Regions from separate parts of the Homo sapiens genome. Here region 2 is linked to region 1. Evidence: chromatin loops called from intact Hi-C (ENCODE). Cell type or tissue: ascending aorta. All regions are shown on one strand. Each heading gives the region's core, and the rest is flanking DNA. Links, peaks and the distances in the headings are about the cores only. Region 1 has its middle 76 kb from the start of MIR4693. Region 2 holds the start of MIR4693 (microRNA 4693).

Region 1 (5,388 bases), core at 181-5,180:
CTGCTGGTGGGAATGTAAAAGGGTGCATCTAGGAGACTTTTCACCATTGGGAACCTCCTTCAAAATAATTTCTACCTACAATGACCGGCAACTTAAAAGGCAGTTACAGTAAAGACCAGTTACTTTCCTAGTCCCTGGATGATTACTCAAAATGTCACAGGAATCTGGCCTTATTATTTATTTAAAAGCCACTTTCTCATTCATTTCTTCTTTTGAGCCACTGATGCCTCACCAACTAGGTTGCTGGACACTACAAGTATTACCCGCATTATTTACAGACAGGAGAGTTAAGAGAACTAATTTACCTAAACCGACTCCAGTAATACATGGAAAAGCTGTGTCTCCTGACTTTGAGTTTGTTTCTCCTCAATTCCGTCTGGTAGCCAAATGGCCTTGAGCACAGAGACTGTTGCAAGAAAGGAAGGGAAGAAGGAGAGAAACAGGAAGTTAACATTGACTGAGCAATTAGTGTGTCAGGTACTATGCTAAGTGCTTTATAAATAATGATCTATTTTAATCTTCACAATAGATTAATGGAGACTATAAATATCATTCCATTTTAAAGATAAGAAACTGAGTGAGTCACAGATCGCACAAGTCTGCAAAGTTAGCAAATGATGTAGCAGTGTAGAGTGGTTTTTCTAATGCTAAAGCGTGTGTGTGTGTGTGTGTGTGTGTGTGTGTGTGTGTGTTTTGTCTGTTTCTTCTTATTGTAAAACATAACTCATTTGGTAAAACTGTCACTAAACCTGGCTTAATCTAGTACTTATATTTCTGTGTAGAAAAGGGAGAAATTGTAGGTAATTTTAACATATCAGTCAATGGAGTGTAACACCATCTCCCTGATTAGACAAATATAAATATCCGCTCCTAAAAAGGATTATTGCCCAGTAGTAATGTGGTAAAATTATTGCTGCTTGTAAAATGTCAGCCTCTTTCCTACATAGGGGTTGGCATAATTTAGTTAGCTTTTTTTTTAGCCTTTCATGAGAAATAACAGAAAGAATTGCATTGCCCAGCAAAGATTAAAGGCATCAAAGGATTGATGACGTCTATAAATATAAAACAAACCAATATTGCTGGCTGCCGCCTCCACCAAACAGAACCTGGAAATTAATAAGGCAATTGTTTCATCAGGAAGGAGACCACAGACCACAGGTCTTGGGTGAACAGAGAGGGAAAATGGGCACATTTCTGCTTCCCCTCTTCTAACCCTCCATGCCTGTTACTCTGGTTTCCTGGCCTATTCCATCCCTATCTTGGGCCCTATCCCCCAACTCAAATTCTCCCAGCTCTTTATCTTCTCTGAAGAATAACTGCAATCTTCTCAGATAAAAATGGCGGAGTGAAAGTATTTGTTTTCTTCTCTCCCTCTGTGGCCTATTTCTACACAAGGTACAACTGGGCATTTGAAGTTTATTCACCAATCTCCTCCTGGTACCTCTTCCTCCCCATGTCCCCCCCCACATACTCTGCCCAAGAACAGAAACCATGTTTGGTGTTTGTACTTTAAAATAATTATCAGTATAGTCATCATTTTTTAAAATAATGACAATAATAATAGCTATCATTGACTAAGTGCCCACTCTACATAGGTGCCATGTAATTTTCACAAAAAGCAGAGAAGTTAACTAAATTGACCAAGATCATGTGACAAGCAGAAGTAGCGTTGGGTTTGAGCCAAGCTCTGGTGGCCCCTTAAGGGCCTACTCTTTTCTGTCTGCCACACAACCTCCTGTGATCCTAGCTACCAAGTATGGAGAACCAACTGTGAGCCAGACACCATGTATTAGTTTGTTCTCACGCTGCTAATAAAGACATGACCCAGACTGGGTAATTTATAAAGAAAAAGTGGTTTAATGAGCTCACAGTTCCACATGGCTGGGGAAGCCTCACAATAATGGCAGAAGGCAAAAAGCATGTCTTACATGGCAGCAGGCAAGACAGAACAAGAGCCAAGCAAGAGGGGAAACCCCTTATAAAACCATTGTATCTCATGAGACTTATTCAGGAGAACAGTGTGGGGAAAACCACCCCCATGATTCAATTATCTCCCACCAGGTCCCTCCCACATGTGGGAATTATGGGAGCTACAATTCAAGATGAGATTTGAGTGGAGACACAGCTGGACCATATCACACCATAAAGGCATATATGTACATTTCTTCATTGTCACAGCACCTCTGTAAAGGAAATATACGGGTCCCACACAGTAGCGGTCCTTGGAAGCATTATTCACAGCTTTCCTTTCCCTTTCAGATGTCAGAATACATACAAGATATAGAATGTTATCGAATGTCAGTGAGAGGTGGCTCACGCCTGTAACCCCAGCACTTTGGGAAGCCGAGGTGGGTGGATAACCTGAGGTCAGGAGTTCAAGGCCAGCCTGACCAATGTGGTGAAACCCTATCTCTACTAAAAATACAAAAATTAGCCAGGCGTGGCGGCAGGTCCCTGTAGTCCCAGCTACTCCGCAGGCTGAGACAGGAGAACTGCTTGAACCCAGGAGGCAGAGGTTGCAGTGAGCTGAGATCGCGTCACTGCTCTCCAGCCTGGGTCACAGAGCGAGACTCTGTCTCAAAAAACAAACAAACAAATAAAAAAATCAGTCGAGCGTGGTGGCCGGTGCCTGGAATCCCAGCTACTGCGGAGGCTGAGGCAGGCCAACCACTTGAACCGGGGAGGCAGAGGTTGCAGTGACCGGAGATGGCGGCTGCACTCCAACCTGGGTGACAGAATGAGACTCTGTTTTAATAAATAAATAAATAAATAAATAAATGATAAGATGAAAAACTATGCAGCCACTAAAAATAACATATTTTTTAAATGTTAAGTTAAAAAGTAGCATTCAAAGTTGATTTAGGGAAAAAAGAGAAAAAATAGAAAAATGGCTTAAAACCCCTTTCCCACTTGCCCTGCGAATACTCACTGGCAGTGCTTGAGGCTTCATCATTTGCTTCCAGATAACTTTGCCACAAAATATCTTGCTTTTGTTACTATTTTCTCATCCCTCTAGTATATTGACTTTGGAAACAAAAGACATCCTTCTATTTATAGCATTCTGTTTTTAGTAGTGGGTGCTTCCTCTTACAAAACATAGTGGTTCTCTATCACTAAAAATGTCAAATCCTGGAGAACATAGCATTCCTACATGTGATGTCAACATTGTTCTCGAACAGTTGTTGGCTGAAGATTCATGTGATGAATCCAATTTTTCTGAAATAGATGATTCTGATGATTCAGATGATTCTTATGTTAGTTCTGTTTAAAAGTAACTCCAAGAACAATATTTTATTTTCACATTGAAAATCAGTCAGATTTGCTTCAGCCTCAACGAGCGTGTTCATGTAAAATTAAGTGTGCGCCGGCAGTGAGCTGCACTTTTTTTCTAAACGGGAAAAGAGTTAAAGGAAATATATGTCAACTTCCTTGTACATTTTTAAGTTTTCCAATGCATTTTTTTTTTTGAGACAGGGTCTCACTTTTTCACCCAGGCTGGTGTGCAGTGGCACGAATATGGCTTACTGCAGCCGTGACCTCCCAGGCTCAAGCAATCCTCCCACCACACCCTCCCAGGTAGCTGGGACTGCAGACGCATGCCACTGTGCCTGTCTAATTTTTGTATTTTTTGTAGAGATGGGGTTTCATCATGTTGTCCCGGCAGGTCTCAAACTCCTGGACTCAAGCGATCCATCCACCTCGACTTCCCGAAAGTGCTGGGATTACAGGCGTGAGTTACCACGCCTGGGCTTTCCAATGTATTTTTAAATTCTCTCCCTACCTCCCATTTCTCTCTCTCTGCTTCTTGATCTTTTAAGTAAAGAAAATGAATAGATAGAATAGAAATGATAACATTCTATCTCCTTTATGTATTCTGACATCTGAAGGGGAATGCTTGCGCTCTCTGCTACCTGGCCTCCTCCTCTGCTCTGCCAGTAAGTGCTTTTCCACTCTCCTGGATGAGCATTGCATGAGTCTGAACATGGTAAGGACTGATTGATTGATTGGTTGATTGGTTCATTCATTCGTTCATTTAGTTAGCTATTATCCCAAATCATATTTTAGAAAAATAAAAAAATTCACTTTACATTCAGGTCTTTACAGATTTTGAGAAATACTTCTCAAGCCAAATCTGTAATGATGATTAATATTGCTACTATACATTAAATTTTTTGATTCTGTAAAATTTAAAAAACAGACATGGACATAGTGAAGAAAATGGTAAATTTAATGTAATTTATTTTAAAGGTATACTTTTATATTTATATTAGTTTATGTAATATGTGATTTTAAAGATATGTGTTAAACTAAATTAAATAGTATGAATTAGCCAAAGACAACTTTTGAAGGGAGTGGTTATTCTAACTGGGAAAATAGAAACATCATCTTTTACTTGGAGTCGAGTTCTATTTGGAGTTGCTTTATACTCAGGCACCTTCTCTTACCTCTAAAATCTCCCATGGCCTTCGCCTCCCTCTATCTCTCCTTCAGTTTTCTCCATTGCATTTGTCATCCTTTCAAATTTTATATAGTTATGTGTATATTTGATTATTGGCCTCTTTTGTTATGTTCACTGCTATTTACTATATCCTAGATGAGTGACTATAATGTAGTAGGCAGTCAATAAATATTTACTGAATCAATTAATCTTAGTTAATGGTGCCACCATAAGCCTTCGGTTGATCAAGTTAGAAGCTTAGGAAACAGTCTTTAAACCTCCCTTTTCTTCAGTTCCTAGGCCAGTTTATCACCAAGCTGGGTAGGTGCCACCTTCAAAATATATCCCAAAGTCTTCTACATTTCTCCAAATCCAGTGCCACCTGAATCCAAACCACTTTCATCTCTTTCCTGGACTCTAATAGTGTCCAATTTTGTCTCTTTTCTTTCATTCTTGTCCTCCCTAAAACACATTCTCCACACAACAGCCAGAGAAGACTTCCAAAAAAATATTTATATCAGATTGAACCACTTCCCTATTTAAAATCCTTTAATAGCTTTTATTTGCTCTCAGAGTAAAGCCCTAACTCCTTACCAAGGCCTCAGATCCTGAGCCATACATCCTGCCTACCTCTCTGTCTCACTTTGTATCCTCCCCACCTTCTCAAGATGCTGCAGCCATGTTGACCTCATTCTATCCATAGGATAAACCAGGAGTTTTCCCACCCCTAGGCCATCGATCTCACTGTTGCCTCTACCTGGAAGGCTTTTTTTTCTGGCACTCTGAATGGCTGGCACATTTTTGTCCTTCAGGACTCAATTCAATTATCGGCTCCTCCAAAGGGTCTTCCTGCCCTGTTCAAAGGTAGGAATGAGATTTCATCACCCATATATTTCCTTCAGAGTCCTCATCAGAATTCATAATTATCTTGTTTAATTTATCACTTGTCT
Region 2 (5,388 bases), core at 191-5,190, 76 kb before region 1:
AGATCATCTATAAAATTGAGGTAACATTCCTCTTTAGAGTCAATTTAAGAAATTAATGAGATGGAACCTGAAAGGTACCTCACAGTGTATCTCTCTGTCACGGACTCTCAATAAATATCCCTCTCCTTACCTTCCTCCCAGTGAGATTATCTAAATAAAAGGGATTTTATAGACTGTAGGAAGTTTTTCCAATATTTATTATTGTCTTCCTGGACCCATTGTCCAAAAAATATATTCCCAGAAAACCCAGTCAGTCACTGGTCTGAGGCATACTCAGAAGCTTTCTCTTATTGTTGGATCATTTATCCATAGCCTTTCTTCAGTGTCCACAAGTTCTTAGTGACCATCATGTTTACACTAATGTTCCATTTCTTTCTTCTGTAGGGAGTACTTAAAGACAGAGATGATGTTTTGCAAAATAATCATTTAGTTCTATAAGTAGATCAACAAGTCATAAATGCTTGTTGAAGTTCAAGGGTAGATATTTGAATTTTCCATGGTAGGAGTAAATCATGTACCTCATTAGAATCAAGAACATGGTTGTTTTGTTCCCTACATGCTGTCTTCTTGTTCTACCAGTTTATGATAATTTTGTTTTGTTTTGTTTGTTTTTGTGTAAAGTGATGTCAAAAGAAGCTATCATGATTTCTCTTTGCTATCAAGTTAAAAGGAGAAGGGTTCAAGGCTTCTGATGAGAAAATCACATCAGCCAGAGAAACTGACAGTAATCGGAACAACTCCTTTCTCAAGTAAAAAAAGCCTTAGATTTTAAAAAGAAAAAGAAATGAGAAAGAATGTATGTAAGTAGACAAAGATAATGAAACCTTTCTCAGCTGTCTCTAACTCATGGACACGTCAAGAAATTAAGAGACATTTCATGATGAGCTGGAGTATTAGGACTATATTTGCTGAATTTATTTTTTCATGGTTCAATGATGAAACAGTAAATTCCACAAATAGATTTCAAGTTTGGTCAAGCATTTTGGCTTTTGAACATTAATCTCCTGAGCAGTGAGCTCTGTACATGCCTGGGAAGGTTCAACACAACAATGACATGTGACAGCCAAACATCCAAGCACTGAGCAATTTAGATTCTCATATCACCAAATGGGATTTTGTGGGTGGAGGAGAAGGAAGGACCCGAAGTTATTTTGCTGTTATTCTGTTACAGCTCTTTCTTCTCTGTGTTGATGCTGCCAAAAGCTATGCTGGCAGCACACTGGATTTTCAGTGTTTATATTAACTCGTCTTAATCAAGGAATCCTGACTTAACCTTATTCTTTCTCACAGACACAGTTCAATGCTGCAATGGAGCCTGTGGTGAGCACTGATTCAATAGGTGGTTTGCCTCCTTAGACGCAGAATCACAGGACTAGAAGGAGTGAAAACAACACTTTATCTCTACATTGGCTTCAGGGAGGACAGTGCCCAAACCACCTCAAGTACAGAATAATTTACTCTCATTTAGAAGATCTCCAGACAGAGCTCGAATGGCTCCCTTGGCAACAAATTTTAGTTTTAACAATCTTTGTAGCTTTATCCTTCCCTCCAGATAATGCCATAACTGTGTACTCTAGATTAAACGTTTTCTCCTTTTCTGCCCACAGTGCTTTTGAAGCCAAACATGATTTCACATATAGTGTTGGGTCATCATTAAGTCACCTTTCAGAAGTCCCTCTAAATTAAGGAGTCCTCATCCTTTCCTTAAATTTTTCATGTGTCCTGACCTATGAGAATCTGTTATACGCATGTTTAATTTCTATGGAATACCTCATCATACAACTTGAAATTCTGATTGACTAGTGGTTTTTTTCCTGCATAAGTGCTACTTCATCTATGCCTCAGTAACAAACAACAACAATCACTTAATGGAAATGGTGGCAGGCAGAATTCTAAGATAGCTGCCAGATTCCTGCCGCCCCTGGTGTGCATTCCTTGATAATCACTCTCCTTTGAGTGCAGGCAGACCTGTGTGTATGATACCACTGCTATGATTACATTGCTCATCAGGCGACTGTGAGCTAGCCAAAATGGAGAATATTCTGGTGGGTCTGACCTAGCCAGGTGAGCCCGTTTCTGAGTCATAGAGATTGAAAGTGTGAGAGGGATTTGATGTGAGGGGGAATTCTCTGTTGCTGGTTTTGAGTATAAAAGGGGCCATATAATAAAGACTTGAGAGTGGTCACTAGTTGCTGAGATCCATCCCTAATTGAAGCTAGCAAGAAACACTTCTACCAACAACTTGAAGGAATTTGGAAAAGAATCCTTCCCTAGTCAAGTCTCTAGAGGGGAATGCAGCTAACTGACACCTTGATTTCAGCCTCGTGAGACCCTGAACAGAGATATCAACCACTCAGTTGCCTGGACCTCTGACAGAAATGAAAGATAATAAATGTCTGTTGTTTTAAGCCACTAAGTTTATGGAAATTTGTTACACAGCAATGGAAAACCAATATAGGCCCCTATCCATGAGTTACATTGTAGTAAACACCTTTCCTACATTATAGATATCTCATCTAACTCCTACAGCAACCCTTGAGGTAATCACTGTGTCCATTGTCAGAGCAAGAAAACTGAAGCTCGGCTTCATAAACAGAAGCAGCAAGGATTGATTCCTTAAATACTGTGAATTCCACTCTCACTTTATTTGAATTTGTGACAGTGAAATTCACAGTATTCTTTAAACATTTTACCCCCAAGCGATGCTCTTTCCTCTGAATTGCTTTGCCTGTCCTAATAATTTTATTTATACAGGCTGATGCTGGTGACTTGGGAATAGTATTTTTATCCAAACCATTTGGCTTCTTATAGGTATGAGCCACTGAGGGAGCTATTTTTTATTTAATTGTGCTTTGGAAAAATCAAACGTAGCCTTGAGTTTTAAAATTATTAAGCTTACACTTTTTCACAAAATAGAAATGGAGTAATATAGCTCTGTCCTTCCGTTTTTTAAAGCCAAAAAATGTAAGAATGGAATGTACTGGCTCACTGCTCCCACGGTGTCCTTACCAGCACAACTTACCCCATCCCTCCCTAGCCCACTCTTGAGGATACTTTCTTGCCACTGTCAGGCTTACTCCTGCCTCCTAGACTGAGGAAAGAAAAGCCTCCTGGTTTGGAGCTCATAATCAAGTCAGCCTTGCTGCAGGGCTCATTTTAAGCCAGTATCCTGGACCAGGTGAGTCTTTTTATTCATCTCTGCTTTGTATCCAAGTTCCATTTATCAGGTTACTAACTGGCCCCATCATGCATTCCTTCAGTAATTACTTTATTTTTAGCACTGCCAAGAAAGCAAGTCTTTTCCTACAAAAACACAGGATTTCCAGTGGGGTTAAATAAATGTGCCTATGTTCTCACTTGAGACAGCAAAAAGGGAAGGAGCGAAAATTGTGGAAAGAATTGAAGACAGAGGGTAGAGGGTAGGGTGCCAAGTGTGGGGGAAAACTGAATTATGAATATTAAGGAAAAATGAAAAATAATATTAAACTGAAATGGAGAGAAATAATATAAGTGAGAATAGAAAAACATAAAACAACCTTCCCCAAAACAAAGGATAAAGAAAAAAGAATTCAGGGGAAGCTGTAAATATCTAAGACATAGCAGCAAGGGCCTGGGAATACTTATAGTGTTTGAAGTTCTGAGCTTTATTTCGCTGCAGTGAGGATCTTAAAGATGCTTAAACATATGAATAAGCAACAAAGTAATGTGACCGTTCAGCTACAGGAAAGGGGTCCCAATCCAGGATCCAGACCCCAAGAGAAGGTTCTTGGATCTCTCACAAGAAAGAGTTCAGGGCGAGTCCATAGAGTAAAGTGAAAGCAAGTTTCTTAAGAAAGTAAAGAAATAAAAGAATGGCTACTCCATAGACTGCATCCACGACGGCTGCTGGTTGCCCATTTTTATGGTTATTTCTTGATGATATGCTAAACAAGGGATGGATTATTGATGCCCTCCCTTTTTAGGCCATATAGGGTAACTTGCCATGGCATTTGTAAACTGTCATGACGCTGGTGGGAGTGTAGCAGTGAGGACGACCAGAGGACACTTTCATTGCCATCTTGGTTTTGGTGGGTTTTAGCCATCTCCTTTACTGCAATCTGTTTTATCAGCAAGGTCTTTATGACCTTTATCTTGTGCCGACCTCCTATCTCATCCTGTGACTTAGAATGCCTTAACCATCTGGGAATGCAACCCAGTAGGTTTCAACCATATTTAACCAGCTTCTATTCAAGATGGAGTTGCTCTGGTTCAAACGCCTCTGACAGTTTTCAGAGATTATTGTCAATTCAGGAGTCAAATCATTAGAGACTTTACAAAAAATCAGATGAGGGTAATAAAACTTATGATAATATAATATTGACATTTTAACACTAGGTATAAATATTGTTCTAAGCATTTTAACTAATTTAATCCTGAAAAAAAAAGTCCTCTATAGTTATTACTATTTTTATGCCTATTTTACAGATAAGGAAGCTGAAGCTTTGAGAATTTAATTTGCTCAAGGGGAGGCCAGGACAAGAAATAATGAAGAGTCCGATGTGGCAGGAATGTAGGAAACAAGTCAATGATGGAAGATAAATATGGAGACGTGATGAAGGCAAAATTCTGAAGGGTCTTAGAGCCCATTATAAGACGTTTGGTTTTTATGGTTAGTGAGAAGGAAAACCATTGGGGGTGGTTGGGCAGAAGAGTAATATGACTTGACTTATATTAAAAAAATAATTTGGTGGCTAGGTTGAGAATATATGTAAGCAGGAGTGGGGTTGGGGGTGAGTGGCTGGGGCTGTTTATATCAAGGGTGGATCCAGGCAGACCAGGCAGGAAGGCATTGCAATAATCCAAGCAAAGGGAGAGGGTGTCTTGGTCACTAAACTGATGCCAGATATGAATTAGCTATACTAGAAGATAGTGAGAGATGGTACATAAAATCATACACATTTATTGCAACTGTATGTATTCCTTAATTACAATTTACTACATATAGACTAATCTAGATGAGCGCTTTCTAGGTACTCTTTAGTAAATTCATAGTCAACTCATAATAATGAATATGGTGGTCATTTTTTACAAAGCAACTTCCTGTGCATTACTTTGAAAACAATCCAATAAGGTATATGTGGCAAATACTACTCCTGCAATTTAACATGAAAAAAACAGACTTGGTGAACTTAGAGCTTGGCTTACCAGTATAATATCAACTATACGTCCTTTCTCCACTGAACTCAACTTCCTAACTAAGCTTGTGCCAAGGGGCATTTCAAGATAAAAATGAAAAAAGAGGCTACATCTTCCAGGATAAAGACTTTGGTCTGAAAGTAACATGTGCATTAAAAGTTCAACTTTGATAAAAGTTACAAATCACTATACAGAAGACCTATTAAATGAAAT

What was found. Hi-C counts contacts between places; a loop is a spot of excess contacts. Peaks named below come from ENCODE experiments on the same cell type or tissue, not always from the same donor. Only the 100,000 strongest peaks of a DNase experiment are listed, where the experiment ranks them.
Region 2: it touches region 1 in a loop (2.5-fold over the local background); 1 of 110 quality-filtered maps calls a loop at or near these places.

What each region holds. Positions count from the first base shown.
Region 1 is chr11:103,770,970-103,776,357 of GRCh38, reverse strand. No RefSeq gene overlaps it. Among named protein-coding and RNA genes, the nearest start is that of MIR4693, 76 kb to the left of the region's middle. In ascending aorta, for the core only: no CTCF peak of the experiment used is centred there; a DNase peak (open chromatin) is centred at 2,587; H3K27ac peaks cover 4,910 bases.
Region 2 is chr11:103,847,204-103,852,591 of GRCh38, reverse strand. MIR4693 (microRNA 4693) reads right to left here and starts at 2,686; the gene lies at 2,612-2,686. LOC102723862 (a long non-coding RNA gene) reads left to right here and starts at 3,041. Exons shown (of 4, transcript XR_001748346.2): 1 at 3,041-3,178; 2 at 4,465-4,648. In ascending aorta, for the core only: no CTCF peak of the experiment used is centred there; a DNase peak (open chromatin) is centred at 3,067; H3K4me3 peaks cover 728 bases; H3K27ac peaks cover 3,287 bases.